Linked DNA regions of Mus musculus: all the other regions are linked to region 2. Evidence: chromatin loops called from intact Hi-C (ENCODE). Cell type or tissue: heart. All regions are shown on one strand. Links, peaks and the distances in the headings refer to the core of each region. The heading gives the core; the rest is flanking DNA. Region 1 holds the start of Sirpa (signal-regulatory protein alpha). Region 2 holds the start of Stk35 (serine/threonine kinase 35). Region 3 has its middle 23 kb from the start of Gm39933. Region 4 holds the start of Nop56 (NOP56 ribonucleoprotein).

The links. A loop is a pair of places that touch in the nucleus more often than their neighbours do. Peaks named below come from ENCODE experiments on the same cell type or tissue, not always from the same donor. Only the 100,000 strongest peaks of a DNase experiment are listed, where the experiment ranks them.
Region 1: a loop joins it to region 2, with 2.9 times the contacts of the local background. A loop is called at or near these places in 3 of 42 quality-filtered maps.
Region 3: a loop joins it to region 2, with 7 times the contacts of the local background. A loop is called at or near these places in 11 of 42 quality-filtered maps.
Region 4: a loop joins it to region 2, with 2.2 times the contacts of the local background. A loop is called at or near these places in 4 of 42 quality-filtered maps.

What each region holds. Positions count from the first base shown.
Region 1 is chr2:129,590,794-129,595,478 of GRCm38, forward strand. It overlaps Sirpa (signal-regulatory protein alpha), which reads left to right and starts at 2,046. Exons shown (of 9, transcript NM_001355158.1): 1 at 2,046-2,282; 2 at 2,811-2,901. The coding sequence starts at 2,820. In heart, for the core only: no CTCF peak of the experiment used is centred there; DNase peaks (open chromatin) are centred at 1,298, 1,938, 2,618 and 3,428; H3K4me3 peaks cover 2,459 bases; H3K27ac peaks cover 2,774 bases.
Region 2 is chr2:129,797,820-129,802,504 of GRCm38, forward strand. Stk35 (serine/threonine kinase 35) reads left to right here and starts at 2,698. Exons shown (of 4, transcript NM_183262.3): 1 at 2,698-3,027; 2 at 3,585-4,185. The coding sequence starts at 2,722. Stk35os1 (serine/threonine kinase 35, opposite strand 1) reads right to left here and starts at 3,640. Exons shown (of 1, transcript NR_029452.1): 1 at 550-3,640. In heart, for the core only: CTCF peaks have their summits at 2,691 and 3,874; DNase peaks (open chromatin) are centred at 2,752 and 3,722; H3K4me3 peaks cover 2,298 bases; H3K27ac peaks cover 2,453 bases.
Region 3 is chr2:129,871,434-129,876,118 of GRCm38, forward strand. No RefSeq gene overlaps it. Among named protein-coding and RNA genes, the nearest start is that of Gm39933, 23 kb to the right of the region's middle. In heart, for the core only: a CTCF peak has its summit at 2,297 (motif pointing left); a DNase peak (open chromatin) is centred at 2,288; H3K27ac peaks cover 379 bases.
Region 4 is chr2:130,273,878-130,278,562 of GRCm38, forward strand. Nop56 (NOP56 ribonucleoprotein) reads left to right here and starts at 535. Exons shown (of 12, transcript NM_024193.2): 1 at 535-599; 2 at 757-846; 3 at 1,155-1,269; 4 at 1,786-1,947; 5 at 2,099-2,297; 6 at 2,559-2,746; 7 at 2,830-2,981; 8 at 3,155-3,255; 9 at 3,599-3,747; 10 at 3,972-4,093; 11 at 4,279-4,413. The coding sequence starts at 597. It overlaps Snord110 (small nucleolar RNA, C/D box 110), which reads left to right and starts at 1,638; the gene lies at 1,638-1,696. It overlaps Snord57 (small nucleolar RNA, C/D box 57), which reads left to right and starts at 4,149; the gene lies at 4,149-4,211. LOC115489609 (a small nucleolar RNA gene) reads left to right here and starts at 2,360; the gene lies at 2,360-2,492. It also overlaps LOC115489632 and LOC115489601. In heart, for the core only: a CTCF peak has its summit at 1,997 (motif pointing right); a DNase peak (open chromatin) is centred at 474; H3K4me3 peaks cover 2,846 bases; H3K27ac peaks cover 992 bases.

The sequences.
Region 1 (4,685 bases), core at 299-4,298, 210 kb before region 2:
TTTTATGTGGACAAATGTCAACTCCCCCACACTCAGATGTGAGAGTAAAGAGGGTAGTTTGGAAGCTCTGCTGAGCGCCTTTGCCAAAGATGCTATATATAAACAGCAGGTAGTACAATTATTATTCCTCCTAATCTCCCAGTTCCTAATCCCAGGCAGGTCGGTGTTTGTGTGTGCTTGCCCCAGAACAGATGAGCAGCATAGGGCAGGAGGCTGCATCATCTCTGACTCCAGCAGTTGGCTTTTTTTTTTTTTTTTTTTTTGAGACAGGGTTTCTCTGTATAGCCCTGGCTGTCCTGGAACTCACTTTGTAGACCAGGCTGGCCTCGAACTCAGAAATCTGCCTGCCTCTGCCTCCCAAGTACTGGGCTTAGGCGTGTGCCACCACACCCAGCTAATTTTGGAGGAGGGTTTTCACAAGGCTTTAGTGGACACCATGGTCCTATCAGACACAATTTAAAGAGCTGGAGACACTGCAGCTCAGCTCAGATGCTAGAACCAAGTTTTCTTTCTTGCCCAGGCCCCCGAACTCCGTATTCTCTTCCCTTCAGCCACCTCTTATTCCAACTATAGTGACCCTTTGAGTGTAACAATCAAGCATGGTAGGCCCTACTTGAATCTTGCCTACAGGGGTTCCTATTTGCAGAACCAATTCTCTTGGGCTTCTGGACCACCCTCCCGACGTGCTAGCCACATACTGTTGCCCTTACCTAACCAAGCTGACACACATGTGCACTTGTAACCTACACTCCCTACAAGACCTCCTCTGTTCATTCTTGTCTTCCCCTGCACCTTCTCCCAGTCTGCAAGTGAGTTCTTGTAATCCCCTAGGTCCAAAGAAATACAACTAATCTTCCTGCTAGGGCTGCCCCATGGTCCCTTAAGGATTGCTGCTGCCAAACACTTCTCAAACACTGTCCTTGCCCTTGGTACATGGTAGGCTCTTCTTAAAATGCAGTGCAAATATCAGCTCATGTAACTCTCCCAGTGGCAGTTCTGGGTCGCTGCTTATGTTGGCCTGGTCTGCTTTAAAAAGAGCAGAGACACAGAAACAAGGTCTTTCTCCAAGACTGCAGCTTCTTAGACCAGGAGGAACGATCTAAGGCTTGGAAGCTGGGTCCTGGGTTCAACAGATGCACCCTTCCTGCCTCTCAAAAACAAACAAACAAACAAACAATAAAAGAAGAAAAGAAAGAAAAAAAACTAAAAAATCTCCCAGGCTTTTGGTCATGGGTGCAGAGGACTCTGTGGTGTGTGTGTGCGTGCGCGCGCACCATTGCATAAGGGGCTTTCTACATCATTAGGCAATCATCCTCCACTCCTCTGCCCCTAAACATCCTCTTTATTGAGAGGATGGGCCAGTAGGGCCTGTCTTGCTTCATTATGTCCCTCAACCACCATTGTGAGAAGCAAAATTTGCTATCTCTGAACTTCCAACTCAGAAACTCTCCAGTTAATAAGAGAGGGTCTTGATTCCTCTTCCCTGCCTTGGTGCCCAGCCTTCTGCCGATTAACCAAGCACCTGACCTAGCTCATGGAAATCCAGAGCTAGGGTACATTTTGCATCCAGAGGCTCTGTCCTTTGGGATAGGCTCTCCTGTCCCTCCTCTTCCTCATTAGGGTAACTATTTTGCAGCCCAGGTCTCTCCTAGTACAGTGCTGCCTGGGCCCTCTCCACCTCCAATCTATTCTCCCTGATAGAAGGCCTCTGGTCTGTCTCCTCCCTAGGGCCCAGCCCTGCCCCTCTCCTTTCCCTGCCACAGCATTTTTGCTGCTCCTCTCCCCCAGCGCGTCTTTACCAAGAGGCACTGAAGTCCTTCCTACACACACGCTATTTTTGTACCATCACTCTCTCCTTCCTCTCCCCCTTCCCCCTGCATTTACTTCCTGCTTTTGCTATACCTCGGGGCCAGCTAGGAAAGATTTGGGCCCCTAGGACTCACGCCCACCCGGAGGCCGACCTTCGGCTTTGGGACACACAAGCAGGGCCTCTCGGGGAGGGGCAGAAAGCAAACCTCCCCGCCCCCTCCACTCTCCACCCTTGCAAGCTCCCCTGCCGCGGGCAGCCTCTTGCCCACTGGAGTCTAAGGACTGGCCGGGTGAGAGGCCGAGACCAGGGGGCGATCGGCCGCCACTTCCCCAGTCCACCTTAAGAGGACCAAGTAGCCAGCCCGCCGCGCCGACCTCAGAAAAACAAGTTTGCGCAAAGTGGTGCGCGGCCAGCCTCTGGGCAGAGGGAGCGGTGCTTCCACCGCCTGGCAGCCCTGCGCGCGGCGGCGCAGGTCCGAGCGGCTGGCGGGGACCCGCACGGGCAGAGCGGGCTCGCGCAGAGCCGAGGCGGGCGGCGCAGCTCGCGGGGCGCACTGGGGCGCGGGCGGGAAGGTGCGGGCGCGAGGAGGGGGCGCTCGGCCGGGCCGCCCTCGCGCTGGCCTCGCGACGGCTCCGCACAGCCCGCACTCGCTCTGCGAGCTGTCCCCGCTCGCGCTTGCTCTCCGATCTCCGTCCCCGCTCCCTCTCCCTCTTCCTCTCCCCCTCTTTCCTTCTCCCTCGCTATCCGCTCCCCCGCCCCCGTGCCTCTGGCTCTGCGCCTGGCTCCCTCGGGTCCGCTCCCCTTTCCCGCCGGCCTGGCCCGGCGTCACGCTCCCGGAGTCTCCCCGCTCGGCGGCGTCTCATTGTGGGAGGGGGTCAGATCACCCCGCCGGGCGGTGGCGCTGGGGGGCAGCGGAGGGGGAGGGGCCTTAGTCGTTCGCCCGCGCCGCCCGCCCGCCTGCCGAGCGCGCTCACCGCCGCTCTCCCTCCTTGCTCTGCAGCCGCGGCCCATGGAGCCCGCCGGCCCGGCCCCTGGCCGCCTAGGGCCGCTGCTGCTCTGCCTGCTGCTCTCCGCGTCCTGTTTCTGTACAGGTAAGCACCCTCAGCTCCTACTGCCACCCTCCCCAAGCTGCGGGCTCAGGCCCCGCACACTGTCGCTAAGCTAATGTCGACAAATCCCTGTAACGGGGGTTACAGATGCAGAGTTGAGGCCCAGAGAGGGTCAGCCACTTGCCCAAGGTCACATAGCCTAGGCTAGAAGCCGGGATAGAACTCTTCTTATCCGGATCTGCCTTGTGGACTGTGACTGGGTAGCCCAGCGTTGGGCTGCGGGGTATAGGAATGAGTTGGTTTACCGTACCCTTTGCCAAACCTGAATGGGGAAGCAGACTGGCAATTGCTTTGGGCAATCGGGCTCCTGGTTTCCCCATATGCTCCCTTGCTAGACTTGATTGGAGAGAGGGTCGGGGCAGAGGTTGGGCGCGCTGTTGAGCTGTTGGGATGGGGGAAGAGTGAGCTTTCGCCCTAGTACCAGAGCAAGCAGGGTTAGTGTATGGAGGTAGAGACAGGAAGAGAGGCCGGAGTAATCCACGGACCCTTGGGAGACACAGTGGATTTACCTGTGGTGGGCACAGCCCTCTCTGGATGGTCTCCTCCCCGCCACCCCCCTGCCTTCCTTAGGCAGGCTTCCAGTAGCTCCCTGCAGTTCCAGCATGTACCTGTGGCTCTGAGCTTGTCTTCTTTGTTGGCCTACATCAAACACCTGGCTGTCTCCAGCAGGAGGGCTCTGAAGGCCGGTTGGCCAAGGAGTGAGGTCACCATTCAGGAGAGCTGCATCTTAAAGGGGTTTTGCAAAAAATCTTGGGTCTCTTCTGGAAGTATATGAAGGCTAAAGACATAGCTGGGGAGGGACAGAAAGGAGCCTTATTTCGTGTCTTCTTGGATTGGTGCTATGGACATAGGGGTCTCTGTACAACCTTCCTTTTGCAGGGAGGTAAATCCAGCCACGGCACGCCGTTCTTACCAACATTTGCCTAGAGCTTGGCACCTGATGGCAGTGTAGAAGGAGGAAGAGAGAGAGTCAGCCTCAGGATAGAAAGGATAACAGGGTGGGAAAAGGGGTGTCTAGGAGTTCTCTCTGAGCTGCAGTGTTCAGGAACCCACTGGGTGCTCCCCACCAAGTGCTCCCCGCCAAGTGCTCCCACCCCATTCACAGTTTTCAGCTACCCTTGGGTCCTCTCAGAGCTGAATGATGAATTTCATCTCTCTCCTGTGAGTGGCTCTGAGGTCTGGTCTGCTTCCTCCTGCCTTACCAGTCCCAGCCCTACCCTGCCATGCTCCAGGGCTTGGGAATCTACAGGCATCTCTCCGAAGTACAGAACACTGGGCCCAGATTAATATCTAAATGTTGGCTCTAGACCTTTTTCTGACTAGGGTCCTGTGGCGCAGTCCCTGGCAAACAAATAGTTAACAAGTGTTAACAGCAGTCTTCCCTTCCTGGGTGGGGGTAGGGGTGGGGGTGGCGTGGAGGGGGTGGAGGTGGGGGGAGTGGGGAATGACAGCACCTTTCTTAAGAGCATATCTATCCCCCCTTCTCCACCCTCACCTATAAAAACAATCTATAAAATGATAAAGATGGGATCTTCCGTTCCAATCCACTCAGCATCAGTGACTTGAAAAAGTGGGAGCGGTGGAGGGGCATAGATTAACTTCATAGTAAGTAAGCCTTGGGAGGTGAGAATGAGATTCTGCGGGAGGAAGGGATGGTGTATGGCCTTTGAGTGCCAGCCTCCCAGCAACCTGCGCATAGTCCCCTTGGGGCTCAGGATCAAACCCACATTTTTGCCCCAGGAGGTACTTCAGCCCCTACTGGACTC
Region 2 (4,685 bases), core at 256-4,255:
AAAAAAATGAGCATTATTGTTCACCCCCCCCAAAAGGTTTTCCTTTTTTCTTCTTTGATCCCTCTCTAGTATAGATTAGTCTGAGCTTTTTTCCCGAGTGGTGTAGGACTCACTTGGCATGTGTTCTTTTGTGCCTGGGTTCTTTCACCCTGCATTTTTTTTTTTTAATTCTTCCATGCTATAGAGTCTCAGTTCCCCTTTTGTTCCCACTATCTGGAAGTAACACAATCTATTTGTGTATTGACAAACATAGTAGTACCTTCCAGTTTCTGACTGTCATGGGAAAAGCCACCATGAATAGTTTTATACAAAAGTCTATTTGTGAATCTAAGTTTTCATTTATCTTGGGTAAACCTCTAGACTGGGAACTAGCTAGGCCACAGGCAGACATATACATTTAACTTTGAAAGAAACTATGTTTTCAAGGATGTCATAAATACTCTTTGTCACTCTCTATGCCAGGAAGATAGAAACTGCTCATAAATGTTAGCTATCAAGCATAAAAGCAAGTGAAGATTACTTTAGTAATTTAAGCAAGTCCAAATTTAAGAATCAAATGTGAAAGTATTTTATTAGCTAATTCAACAGCTGCAGGGGACTCATACCTCTGAGCCTCTGGGGTTCATCACCATCTCTGTAGGATTGTGGGTACCAGGGTAGAGGACAACTTTGTGGAGTTGATTCTCTTTTCACCTTTTTGTCAGCTTGGGGGGTGGGGTGGGGATTGAAATCAAGTCATCAGGTTCACACTGAGCCATTACCCAGGCTGTTTTACATTCTAATAGTCTCTTTAATTGACCAAGGTTATCTCCCTGGCCACTCTTGTACTTGCTGTCTCTTCTCCCTGCAATGCCCCACCACTAGTTGTGGCATGACTGGCTTCTTGCTATTCATTACTCAGATGAGTGTCATTTTCTAAAGAGATTGCTGCCAACTGAATTGTGGTCCTACCTCAGAATCATGTGTTGAACCTATAACCCCCAATAGGTTAGTAACAATATTTGAAGATGAACCCTTTAAAGAAATTTAAGTTGTTTAAATTGTGAGGTTGGGTATGGTGGTGCACACCTTTTGATCCCAGCACTTGGGTGGCAGAGACAGGCAGATCCCTGAGTTTAAGACCAGCCAAAGCTAAGTAGAGAAACCCTGTCTCCAAACAAACAAACAAACAAACCCAACCAACCAACAAAACAAAAACAAAAAACAAAAAACCCAAATCACCACCAATTAAAAAAAAAAAAAAACCCAACAACCCAGCAACAACAAGGAAAAGAAGTAAAGGAGTTTCGGTTAACAACGAGGCTGTTGGAATCCTTATCCAATAAGGCTAGGTGCTGAGGACTCGTATATTGGACTAGAAGAGAAAGGAAAGGACAATCGGTAAACCTTGAGATGGCATAGTAAACAAAAGCATGGCATTGTTCATGGTTCTGCACTGTATTGAGAGTGTGCTAGAGAGTATCTTTGTCCTTGGGAAAAAAACACACACACACACATATATTTGTGTGTGTGTATATATATATGTGTGTGTGTGTGTATATATATATATATGTATACATATATATCTTATAAATATAAAAGGATTTACAACATGTATACATTCATACATACATATTTGTGCACAGAACATGAAAATATAGCAAAACAATGTAATTCTGGCAAAAAAAAAGATGAGACTTTACTATTCTTACACCTTGTGTGTATATGTGACCACTTACATACAGAAAAGCTATAGAAATTCTAGAAACTCTTGTTTATTGTTTTACATTACATTTAATCTGTCTTGTGTGTATTTTAACACTGTTCTAAGTACTTTAACTGTGAGACATCTACGAAGACACAAGGTTGACTGTCTCCTCCAGTGTCAAGAGTCGCAATTAAGGCAAAGACTGTCGTGTCTACTCCTTTTTCCCCAGACTTAAAATAGTGTGTAGCAGAAACTCTAGTTACTGTCCTTCAATATCAGCTAACAAAATACTGGGCACCTTCTAGGCATTGGAGTACAAAGCAGGGTACAAAATACTTTAAAAAACCACGCCTAGGGGCTGGAGATGTAGCTTTGTAAAGTGCCTGTCTAGCATGCACAAAACCCTTGGATTCCTAGCTCTGTACAAACAAATAGGGTGTATAAATTGGGTGTGGTGGTGCCCGCCTTTAATCCCATTACTCGGGAGATGAAGACAAGAGGAAAAGTTCAAGATCATTCTTAACTACACAGCCATTGTGCTCCCTCCCACCACAATGGGCGGCCGGGGTGAAGGGTATCAAAATCCAAGCCCAAAGCAGCTTATATCAGGCACTCAATTAGCCAGCCATCATATTTCACTTGGTCCTTTGCAACCTTGGAAGTGCGGACCACCCGGGTTTGGCAGAGAAGGATACTGAGGATTAAGTGCGGCTGAGATCATTGGGGTCATTAGTGGGCGTGGAGATTAGCGTTCTAACCCTGGTCTCAGCTGTGAATCGATTACACCTAAGCCATTCCCCCAATCAGCATCAAGTGCCGAGTGCGGGCGTAGAGGTACGATGCAGGTCAAGTCCGGAAAGGCGTTTGCGGAGTGCAGGCGCCTCGCGAAGGCCCTCGGTACAAATCGCGGGATTTTGGCGCGCTCTTTTTGTTGGCTGGGTGTTCTCGCCAGTGATTGGTTCCGGGCTGTCGCGGCGGCTGGGTCTACCTCGGCTGCAGAGAGGCGGCGCGGCTCTCCGCTGGCCTCCTGGGGGATGGGCCACCAGGAATCTCCGCTGACCAGAGCGGCGGCGGGAGGTGCAGCTTACATAAAGAGGTTACGTAAAGTGCTCAGCTGGCGTGAACTCGGGGACGGCCACGGGAACCTGGAAGCCGAGGCCTCCCCCGGGAGCGTTGCTGTCATCACAAGAGCAGCGCCGCGACGCGCTACACGCTCAGCCAGGCTCCCCGCCTCGCGCCCTACCCGGCTCTGCAGACAAGCCCGGCTCGGAACGGACCATCCTCCGGCGCGGGCTCCAAGGGGGAACCGGTTCGCCCGGAAGAGGAACAGCGCCGGCCAGGTAAGAGGGAGTGGAGGGAGGAAGGGAGGGCCGAAGCGGGAGCCCCGGCGCCCCACCGTAGTCCCGGGGGCGTCACCGGGGCCTCCGCCTGTCGTCCTCGGAAGCCGATCTTTTAGCCGGTTTCCCTTCGCCCGCTGTCCCCGGGGGTCTGGGTCGTCCCGCCGGGCTCTCCTGGGTTTGATTCACGGGACTGTTTACACCGGGAGAAGCCCGGGTAGGACGTGGGGAGGGGCCGTTGAGAGGGGGCTAAGCCCCAGGAAAGTTTAAGCCGGCCGTCTTCGATGGGGACGATCCCTACGGCTTTATTTATTTTTTCTGCTCCTGACGGATAAGTCGGCGAGAGGGGACGGTTTGCGCTTCGGTTTCCGGTCCTCCCTCGGTACTTCCCGGTGGTTCCGTCTTTCCCGCTTTCCTTTCCCTTCCCCCGTTCAATTCGAGACGGTGGCTCCTTCTTAAAGGGGCCGCGACCGGCGGCGGAGGTGGGACGCCGGACGCTTTAAGTTCCTCATCTACCCTTCTCGGCCCGGTGGGTTTTAACTTCTCCCTCTCGCCCTTAGATCACCATCCAAGGTCCCGCTCCTCCACATCTCGGGGCTAGACGGAGGGATGAGGCAAGGGGGGCCCGGGCGGCGCCGTTGCTGCTCCCCCCGCCCCCCGCAGCCATGGAAACGGGGAAAGAGAACGGAGCCCGCAGAGGGACAAAAAGCCCGGAGCGGAAAAGGCGAAGCCCAGTCCAGCGGGTACTGTGCGAGAAGCTGAGGCCGGCGGCCCAGGCCATGGATCCGGCTGGGGCCGAGGTCCCGGGCGAGGCCTTCCTGGCCCGGCGGCGGCCGGATGGCGGCGGCGGGGATGTTCCTGCACGGCCGCGCTACAGCCTCTTGGCGGAGATCGGGCGCGGCAGCTACGGCGTGGTTTATGAGGCTGTGGCTGGGCGCAGTGGGGCCAGGGTGGCAGTCAAGAAGATCCGCTGCGACGCTCCCGAGAACGTGGAGTTGGCACTAGCAGAATTCTGGGCCCTCACCAGTCTCAAGCGGCGGCACCAGAATATCGTGCAGTTTGAGGAGTGCGTCCTACAGCGCAACGGGTTAGCCCAGCGCATGAGTCACGGCAACAAGAACTCACAGCTTTACCTGCGCCTGGTGGAGACCTCGCTCAAAGGTAGACTACAGCCGGCAGTCCTGCCCTCTCCTGGACCCCCTTGTTCTCAGAACCACTCAGTTCTAATAACTGTCTCTGGCTCGCTAAGGTCCTTGACCCGGCTTTGGGACCTTCTTTCTTGCTAGGAAATCAGTCTGTTCCCCAGCCGTTAGCTGACATTCCCTAACAAGCTCACCAAGTGCTAACCTTGATCTTTTTAAGTACTCACTCAGTAGGTGTGAGCCATAATTACAAGCCTAGCATTTTAAAAGATGGATGAAGAGTAGTCCTGGTGGGATTCAAAGTAGTTGGTAGAACTGCAGAAGCCCCCTCATGCCTCTTTCTCATCAGAACCTAGAGGGGAAAAAAAGTAGCAGACCCACCCATGCCATTCTCCTTTCCTGATTTCTAGTTTCTTCCAATTCTGTTCCCAAACCTTGTCTTCAAGTGTGAGGTTTCCTCCGAGAACCCCAACCCTTCACCCGAGAGCAGACAATCATTCAGTTGGTTCTTGGTTTAGT
Region 3 (4,685 bases), core at 319-4,318, 74 kb after region 2:
GAGACAGGGCCTGAGCTGAGGCCTGTTGCTTGGCAACAGCCCCTATCACCTACCCTTTAGAAATGCCATGTGATTTTCCTATCTTCAGGCCTCTAGCAGGAAGGGATCTGCCTGCAAAGTCCTTCACCTTCCAACTTGCCAGCTTGTTTGCCAGTAAAATTCATTTGTTTCTGTCCGTGTGTGTGTGTGTGTGTGTGTGTGTGTGTGCGCACGCGCACACACACACACACACACACACACACACACTTACATTTAATTTTAGGTAAATATCAAATAATGTAATTCCCTAGGTTTTCAAACATCCTGAGTGTTATTTATCTCCCCCCTTCCTTCCTCTGTATTGTCCTCTCTCCTCTGTCCCCATTTAAAGCACTCCTCCCACTTTTCCCATCCTCCTTACCTGTATCGCGCTCTTCCCTTCTCTAGAGCCCCCCCATCTATGGTCCCTTTTTACTTTCCTGGTGTTTGTGCTTCCTCAAGACTGTGTACTCACGTCCAAAGATTTGGAGGTAGGATCCACGAATAAGAGAGAATGCGTGGCATTTGTCTTTCTGGGTCTGCGTTACTGCCCTCAATATGATCTGTTCTCGTTCCATCCATTGGCCAGTAAATGTCATGATTTCATTTCTCTGTGCCGACTAATGCGCCGTGCTGTCCACGGACTGCCTTCTCGTTATTCACTCTTCCTCTGAAGGGCATGAAGATTGTTTTCATTTCCTGGCTATTGTGAATGGAGCAGCAGTGGCTGAGCCAGTGTCTGTGGACTGGGATGTCAGGTCCTCTGTGGACTGGGATGTCAGGTCCTCTGGGCTTATTGCCGAGAAGTGTCATAGCTGGGATGTATGGTAGACTTTATTTTTAGCCTTTTGAGCCTTCTCCACACTGATTCCCAGCATGGCTGCACCTGTTGGCCGTCTCGCCATCAGTGAATGGGGCTTCCCTCCTCTCAGCACCTTTGCCTGCATTTGTTCTTTGCCACTTTTTTTTTTAATCTAGCCATTCTAGGGCAAGATGAAATCTCAAAGTGGTTTTAGTTTGCATTCCTCTAATTGCTAAGAATGATGAACATTTTTTGGAGATATTTCTTAGACGTTTTTATTTTGTTTTTTGAGAACTCTGTTCCAATGCATAGCCCACCCCCACTCCCCCACCCTCCCAATTGGGCCATTTGTTTCCTTGCCTCTGCTTTTGAGTTCTTATATGTTCTGATCATTAATGCATAGATGTGGTGTGCCGGATGTATACCTGGCAGAGATTCTCTTCCACTCTGTGGTCTTCCCCTTCTCTCAGTCGATTGTTTCCTTGGCCACACAGAAGCTTTTGAGTTTTAAGCGTCCCCATTTGTTAGTCATTGGCCTTAATTTCTGGGCAAATAGAGTCGTGCTCAGCAAGCCCCTTCCCACACATATGTCCTGTAGGTTCTGTCTGTAATCTTCCAGGGTTCAGGCTTCACAGTGAGGCCTTTTGTTCATTTGGCCTGAATTTGTCTACTGAGTCATAGGTGTGTTTCTAAATTCAGTCTTTTATGTATGGAGATGCGGTTGTCCCAGGTCCACTGTTTGAAGATGTTCCCCACCCCCACCCCCACCCCCACTGTGTGCTTTTTGCCATCTTTGTCAAATACCAGATGGCTGTAGTTACATGTACTCGGGTTGGGTCTTCTGTTTTGTCCCGCTGATCTCCAAGTCTTTTTCTGCCAGTACCGTGCTGCTTTGATGACTGTAGCTCTGTAATAAATCTAGAATGCCAACCTCCCCAGCATTGGTCCCCCTCCCCGAAAAGCTGAAGACTGCTTTGGCAATGTGGGGTCTTTTGTGGTTCCATATGAATTTTTTTTCTTTCTGTTTTTGCAAAGAATGACATAGGGATTTGGTTGCATTTAATCTGCAAATGGCTTTTGGTACTATGGTCATTTTCATAATAGGAATTCTACCAATCCATGAGTACAGGAGGTCTTTGCATCTTAACATGTCGTCCTCAATCTGTTCTTTCAGAAATGTAAAGTTTTCCATTGTAGAGATCTCTCACCTTCTTGGTTAGGTTTATTCCAGGTATGGGATGATTTGTGTTGGGGGTGGGAGGCATTTAACTTTCCTGGGCTGTGTGCCACAGGTTGGATACACACGTTCTACACAAAGCAATGTTTCTTTCATGTACACTCAATCATAGGCTCAGATTTTCTCCCGCACATTTGCAAGCACCCAGGCACACACACTCTATCCATGGCTTGCCTATTTACATCCGCCTTAGACTGCCTGGCACTCAGAACCAGGGATGCTGCCGCCCTCTCCTGGAAAGATTTGGGAAGTGCACCCGGGGTCTTGCCAGGAAGTGCTTGGTTGCAAACCTCATTCTAATCTTAATTCACCTTTACAGGTGTGGATGATTTCTGCTCACTGTGTCCCCCAAGGCCCCTTCAAGGGGTCTCTACCATTTCCAAGATTCCTTTCCTGACTGTGACATTTGGTTCTGGCCCTGGACATCAGGGGGGGGGGGGAGTTCTAGCCAGATTTGGAAAAGGAAGGAGGGAAGAATTGGTAAATTGACTTAGGCAAGTAAGATAATTTGGCTCTTTACCTCTCCAAGACTGAGTTTCAGAATTATCAGCGAGGTTTGGCAGAATTTCTGTGCAAGTGTTATTCTTATAGTCACAGGTTCTGAATAAGATGTGAAAGGCACTGGCTGTCAGAACGACCTCGAATTTTTTCCCCTCCAGTTCACACGGAGCCACTGAGAATGTCTGGGCAAGACAGGAACAGAAGAGCCTTGTTTTGGAAAGATTAACTGGACCGTGCACATTGTTCATTCGTTTGTGTAACAAGCAGTGCTTTTTAAAAATATCTTGGCCAGGCTGTGGAATGCAGTAGTGACCGGATGGAGGTGCTATTAGCTTCCATGTAACTCCGAGCCTAGGAGCAATGGCGGGGGTGGGGTGTGTGTGGGAGACCCAGATAGGGCATCACTTCAGTCCTAGGTGAGCCCTTGGTGATATGAGGTTCACAAAAGAGCCCCAGCTCTTGCCCGGATAAGCCCTGTGGGGGAGCAGAAGTGAATCAGCTCAGCTGTGGTTTAAGTATAGATCTCAGAGCAGGACAGTGCCTGGTGCTCCCTGACTTCCCGCTCCATAAAATGAGAAAACAGCCTGGCCCATTTAGGAGCTGCATCTGTTGATTTTCCTTTTCCAGACCCAATCAAATAACATGCAAATAGATGCAAGAGGTCCTAAGTCAGGGTACAGCAAACGAGCACAGCATGGCCTGCCTGCTGCAATTACAGTCAACAGCATCTAGGATGTGACCAACATGAGTGATGATTTGCTGTCGGTTGCATAATCACCGAGGGACCAGATGAGGAGACTCAGAAACCTCAACAAGCTGTCTGGGGAGGTGCACTCCCGAGCAGGTGTCTGCTGCACAGGCTCGCTGCATTCAGGAAGCAACACAAAGATGAGGCCGGACTTCTTCCTCAGGCAGGGATGGAGTATCCAGTCATTCTCTGAAGATGTGTATAATAGGTTTGATGTTTCGGGGCTTGGTCCTCCCCGAGGCCACTGGGTAGCTGTGCAAGTTCCAACTAGCCACTTCTCAGTTGTTTTGTCCCCCACCCCCGGCCTCCACAGAGTCCAGAGACAAGGAAGGACAGAAGCCATGAAAGTGTCCTGGGTTGGACTCCTCAGAAGTTGACCTTGAGACAAGGATTCCTGTGAAAGTGACTCAGACGGAATCATTCTCTGGGACAGTGACTTAAGCTGAACCATCCCCGAGAAGTGGAGGGTAGGTGGTTAGAAGTGAAGGAGGGGACCAAGCATGGTGTGCCACTTCCAAATCCTACTTTGGATCTGCTCTGCCAAGGGTCATGCCTTAAAGCCATCACATTTATAGGGCTAGGGCATGGGGGAATAAGACCCCTGTTCACCTCAGTGACTGATGGCAATAAACTGTCTCCCAGGTATGCTTCCCACACACGGGCAAAGCTGGGGCCATCAGGAGATGCATTCTGATTGACTGCATTGAGAGCATTTTGGCAGCTGCTGTGTGCTCTGCACACCATGGCACACAAAGGGTTGTCACTCCCAGAGGGCAAGTGCTTTCCAAGCTGTGAAAAGCTGCACTTGTGTTGGGAGACTCACCTCGCTTCATGAGTCTGTTTCTTCCTGGGAAAGAGATTGCATCAACACACTGGGGTTGGCATGAAGACAGAGCTACTGAGAGCTGCATGTCTTCTGTGGTTCCTGTCTGTTGTACAAGTCTGAATCTGTGCCTACCTGAATGTCCCTGGGTCCCCGTGTCTGTGTGTGTTCATGTGTGTGTGTGTCTGTACTGGCTAGTTTTGTGTCAACTTGACACAGCTGGAGTTATCACAGCGAAAGGAGCTTCAGTCGAGGAAATGCCTCCATGAGATCCAACTGTAAGGCATTTTCTCAATTAGTGATCAAGGGTGAAAGACCCCTTGTGGGTGGGACCATCTCTGGGCTGGTAGTCTTGGGTTCTATAAGAGAGCAGGCTGAGCAAGCCAGTAAGGAACATCCCTCCATGGCCTCTGCATCAGCTCCTGCTTCCTGACCTGCTTGAGTTCCTGTCCTGACTTTCTTGGTGATGAACAGCAGTATGGAAGTGTAAGCCGAATAAACCCATTCCTCCCCAACTTGCTTCTTGGTCATGATGTTTGTGCAGGAATAGAAACCC
Region 4 (4,685 bases), core at 474-4,473, 480 kb after region 2:
GCAACCACGTGGTGCCGAGCAGCGCTGGGTTCTATGAATCAGGGAAAGGAACAGAACTAGGAAGAGGTAAACCGCTCTTGTCTATGCCTCAGCCCGCACCAACAATTTTGTTAACAACAAAATGTAAAAGGAAGAGGCAGGCAGCAAGAAGACGCCATTTCTGCAGGGTCTGAGGCCGGGTCCCACGAGGACCCGGAATATCTGGGCAGCGGGAAACCTGCGAGGCTTATCAGGAAGCCTCATGTCCCCTCACCGAGTTCTGCCGCCCGGCACACGGGTGACAAAAGCACGAGGAACGAAGAAGGGTGGTCTCCAGGCCACTCTGCGGCCTGCCGGCAGGAGCGACACCATTCACTACAGACGCAGTACCGGCTCGCGCAGCCGCAGAGGCTGGGCTTGGCAGGCCCGCTCGCGCCCGTGGTAGTCCAACCCGCCCGACGGACGATACCACACCCGCGAACCCCCTCCGAAGACCTGACAATGGTTTCGTCCGCAGCCTCTGATTGGTCAAACCGGAGAAGGTGTGGTCTCCGCAGTCTGGTTCCGCGCGCCAGAGCGCGCTAGCCGCATTGCGAGCTGGGCACGGAGCAGGCGCCATGGTGAGGAGTGGTGGTGGGGTATTTGCGTAGTGAAGGCCTTAGCGTGCGTCTGGGTTTGCATTCGGGGTCGTGCTCCGGGTCTGAGCCAGGGCCTGCTCTAGCAGCGGCCCCGCGGACTGGGAAGTTTGACTGATGGCCGCGCGCCGGTTCTTTTCAGGTTCTGCTGCACGTGCTGTTCGAGCATGCGGTCGGCTACGCGCTGTTGGCGCTGAAGGAAGTGGAGGAGATCAGCCTGCTGCTGCCGCAGGTGGGTGAGCTCGGTGGGCTCGCGGAGCTGCAATGCAGCCCCTAAGGCCGCCAAACCCCAGCATGCACCGCGTGTTCCCACGTGGCCGACCGCACCGGGCCCGGCGGGGGGGGGGGGAGCTCTAGAATGAGGGGACTCTTTAACGCGAATCTATATAATTGGAAGCGGTCGGAGATAAACATCTCATTTCCATTTCTTGAGAATTAAGATTCGGGGCCCAGGCACCAATTGCTACAACAGCTGGTGCTTCTGCCTTACTGCGCTGTAGAAGCCAAATTCAAAGAAAGCCCATTCATCCTTCTCTCCAGGTGGAGGAATGTGTGCTTAACCTTGGCAAATTCCACAATGTCGTTCGTCTGGTGGCCTTCTGTCCCTTCTCTTCATCCCAGGTGGCCTTGGAAAATGCCAATGCTGTGTCTGAAGGTGAGTCGGTCCCTCCGGAACATGGGATTCTGGGTGGTTGATGTTCTTAGATGATTTTCTTCTAAGCTTGATACAGTCTAGGGATTATTTGAGACCTACAGGATGGCATTTTAAAACATTAATATGCAGGGGCTGAAGAGATGGCTCAGCGGTTAAGAGCGCGACTGCTCTTACAGAGGTCCTGAGTTCAAATCCCAGCAACCACATGGTGGCTCACAACCATCCCTAATGAGATCTGATGCCTTCTTCTGGGGTGTCTGAAGATAGCTACAGTGTACATATAATAAATAAATCTTGTAATTTAAAAAGCACTTAAATGCTTTACAATTGTGCTCCTGGACCTGTGGTAGAGCCAGGCTTTGCAATGATGACTTATATATCTGTCAATCCCCTGAGAGATCACTGACGACTCCATGTGTCTGAGCAATGCCTGCGGGGATGGGTGTTAACTAATCCGATTGGAGACAGTCTCCAATCTGCAATGTGTGGTTTAGAGCTGTTTTCTTTGTCCCAAAGGTGTTGTTCACGAGGACCTCCGCCTGCTCCTGGAGACATACCTGCCATCTAAAAAGAAGAAAGTACTTCTGGGGGTTGGAGACCCCAAGATTGGTGCTGCAATACAGGAAGAGTTGGGGTACAACTGCCAGACTGGTGGTGTGATAGCTGAGATCCTTCGAGGTAAGAGTCCTATTTCATTTATTCTGTCCACCACGTGGATGCAGTGCCCACAGAAGCCAGCAGGGGGCCTACGGGCCTGGTGATGTGATCTGCTGTGAGTGGTTACTTGGGTCCTGGAGGATCTATTCTTAAAGTCCCATCTTCTTTTTAGGAGTTCGTCTGCATTTCCATAATCTGGTGAAGGGTCTGACAGATCTTTCTGCTTGTAAGGCCCAGCTAGGGCTGGGACACAGCTACTCTCGTGCCAAAGTTAAATTTAATGTGAACCGAGTGGACAACATGATTATTCAGTCCATAAGCCTCCTGGACCAACTGGATAAAGATATCAATACCTTCTCGATGCGCGTCAGGTAAGGTATAGAAGTCGAGCATGGCCGATGATTCATGTGGGTAAAATCATGGACCAAAGCAAGGCCTCCTTGTGCTTACCACAGGCTGTGTTCCTACACTGACTGTATAGAAAGAGGAGGCAGAATAAACCTACCCCATGTACACCTCAGCCTAGGCCACTGTGCCTGGTCTGTATTGTGAATGGGGAGACACGGGCCTGAGAGAGCTTGGGACCTGAGTTGAGGTTTGATAGCTGGATCAGAGAATGACTTCCTCTACAGGGAGTGGTATGGGTACCACTTTCCAGAGCTGGTGAAGATCGTCAATGACAACGCCACATACTGTCGCTTGGCTCAGTTCATTGGGAACCGCAGGGAGCTGAATGAAGAGAAGTTAGAGAAACTGGAAGAAATTACGATGGACGGGGCCAAGGCTAAGGCCATCTTGGATGCTTCTCGGTCCTCCATGGGTCAGTGCGGAGCGCGGCAGCCTGTATAAGGTACGAGACTCCTTGAGTATCTGGTCCCCCTGTTCACACTAGGTGTTTCCTAGGCATGGACATATCTGCTATCGACTTGATAAACATCGAGAGCTTCTCCAGTCGTGTGGTGTCTTTGTCAGAGTATCGCCAGAGCCTACACACTTACCTTCGCTCCAAGATGAGCCAAGTAGCCCCCAGCCTGTCAGCCTTAATTGGGGAAGCGGTGCGTCATGGGGAACACAAAGTGGGGGAGTGAAACTCAGCATTCTGTACCGCTATCCTTGTGGCTAGCATGTTGTCCCTAGTTGATGCATGGTGGGGAAGAGAAGAGGGGATGAGCCTGGGAGGTCAGGTTCCCACTTACTCACCTGACCTCCTCCTCGGATCTTTCTCCAGGTAGGTGCACGCCTCATTGCTCATGCTGGCAGCCTCACCAACCTGGCCAAGTATCCAGCGTCCACAGTACAGATCCTTGGGGCTGAAAAGGCCCTGTTCAGGTACCAGTGAGGGCGCCTGCTCATGTCAGGTGCTGCTTCTGGTGTCCACTGTTTTGTTTGGGGATTACAATGATGGCTGACCAGGGCAACCTGACCTATACAGGCCTCTGCTATGGGGGTGATGGCCAGTCCTGGTGTCTGAGTGATTCCCAGGGCCCAGCAAAAGGGGACCGAGTTTCCAGGTCAGCAAATTGGATGCCTTCCCTCTCTGCCTCTGGGAGCTAGGTTGGCACTTGGTGAGGTAGAAAGTTCAGCCAAGCCTGGTGGGAAATTGTTAGAAGAGGGGAACTTGGCTATTTGGGTCAAGTCTTTTGACTAAACTATTGACTGAATATTCTCACAGAGCCCTGAAGACAAGGGGTAACACACCAAAATATGGACTCATTTTTCATTCCACCTTCATTGGCCGAGCAGCTGCAAAGAACAAAGGCCGTATCTCCCGATACCTAGCAAACAAATGCAGTATTGCCTCAAGAATTGATTGCTTCTCTGGTATGGATGGGGAAGTTGGCATTTGAGTTGAAGGGGTTACAGTGGGGGGGAAACAACCTACCTTGGCAGCTTCTACAATGATGGTAATATTTTTCGTCAACAGAGTTCACCTAGTGAGTGTTGACACCTTGGGTCTGAGTGAAGCTGAGGGGAGAGCAGCTGGGGAGTAGTTTGTCATTTCAAGGGTTGTAATTGACTTTGTTTACACACGCACACACATCTAGAGGTCCCCACAAGTGTATTTGGGGAAAAACTCCGAGAACAAGTTGAGGAACGGCTGTCTTTCTATGAGACTGGAGAGATCCCACGGAAGAACCTGGATGTCATGAAGGAAGCTGTGGTTCAGGTCAGTGTGTGCTTGGTTGTGGTAGCTGAGTGCCAGAAAGACTGTTGGAAAGGATGAACGAACTTGGCCTGACCTTCAGAAATGGAGGCAATACAACTGATTTAATGAGCCTGATCCAGCAAGACTAGGAGTGTTGTGGCAAGTCAGGGGTCTTCTGGGTTTTCAGCGCCTTGCTTTTTTGCCAGGCAGAGGAAGCGGCTGCTGAAATCACCAGAAAGCTGGAAAAACAGGAGAAGAAGCGCTTGAAGAAGGAAAAGAAGCGACTGGCTGCACTGGCCCTGGCCTCGTCAGAAAACAGCAGTACCCCAGAGGAGTGTGAGGTCAGTCCTGTGTGGATCCCAGGTTGTAGGCTTCTCAACCGTAGAACACAGGACATCAAACCATGGTCTTGAGCTTGGGCTCTTTGGACCAAAACACCTAAAACTACCTCTTGATTCTATAGGGAGGAGATAGGTGCTGAGAGAACTTGACAAGAGCCCAGAATGCTGGTTGTAGCACATGGCCCATTCCATGGGCAAGTGTGCTCTGTCCTCGGCTGCCTCCCAGGAGTCCTCAACGGGGGTAGTGTGAATTCCTGCTCTCCCTGTTCTGT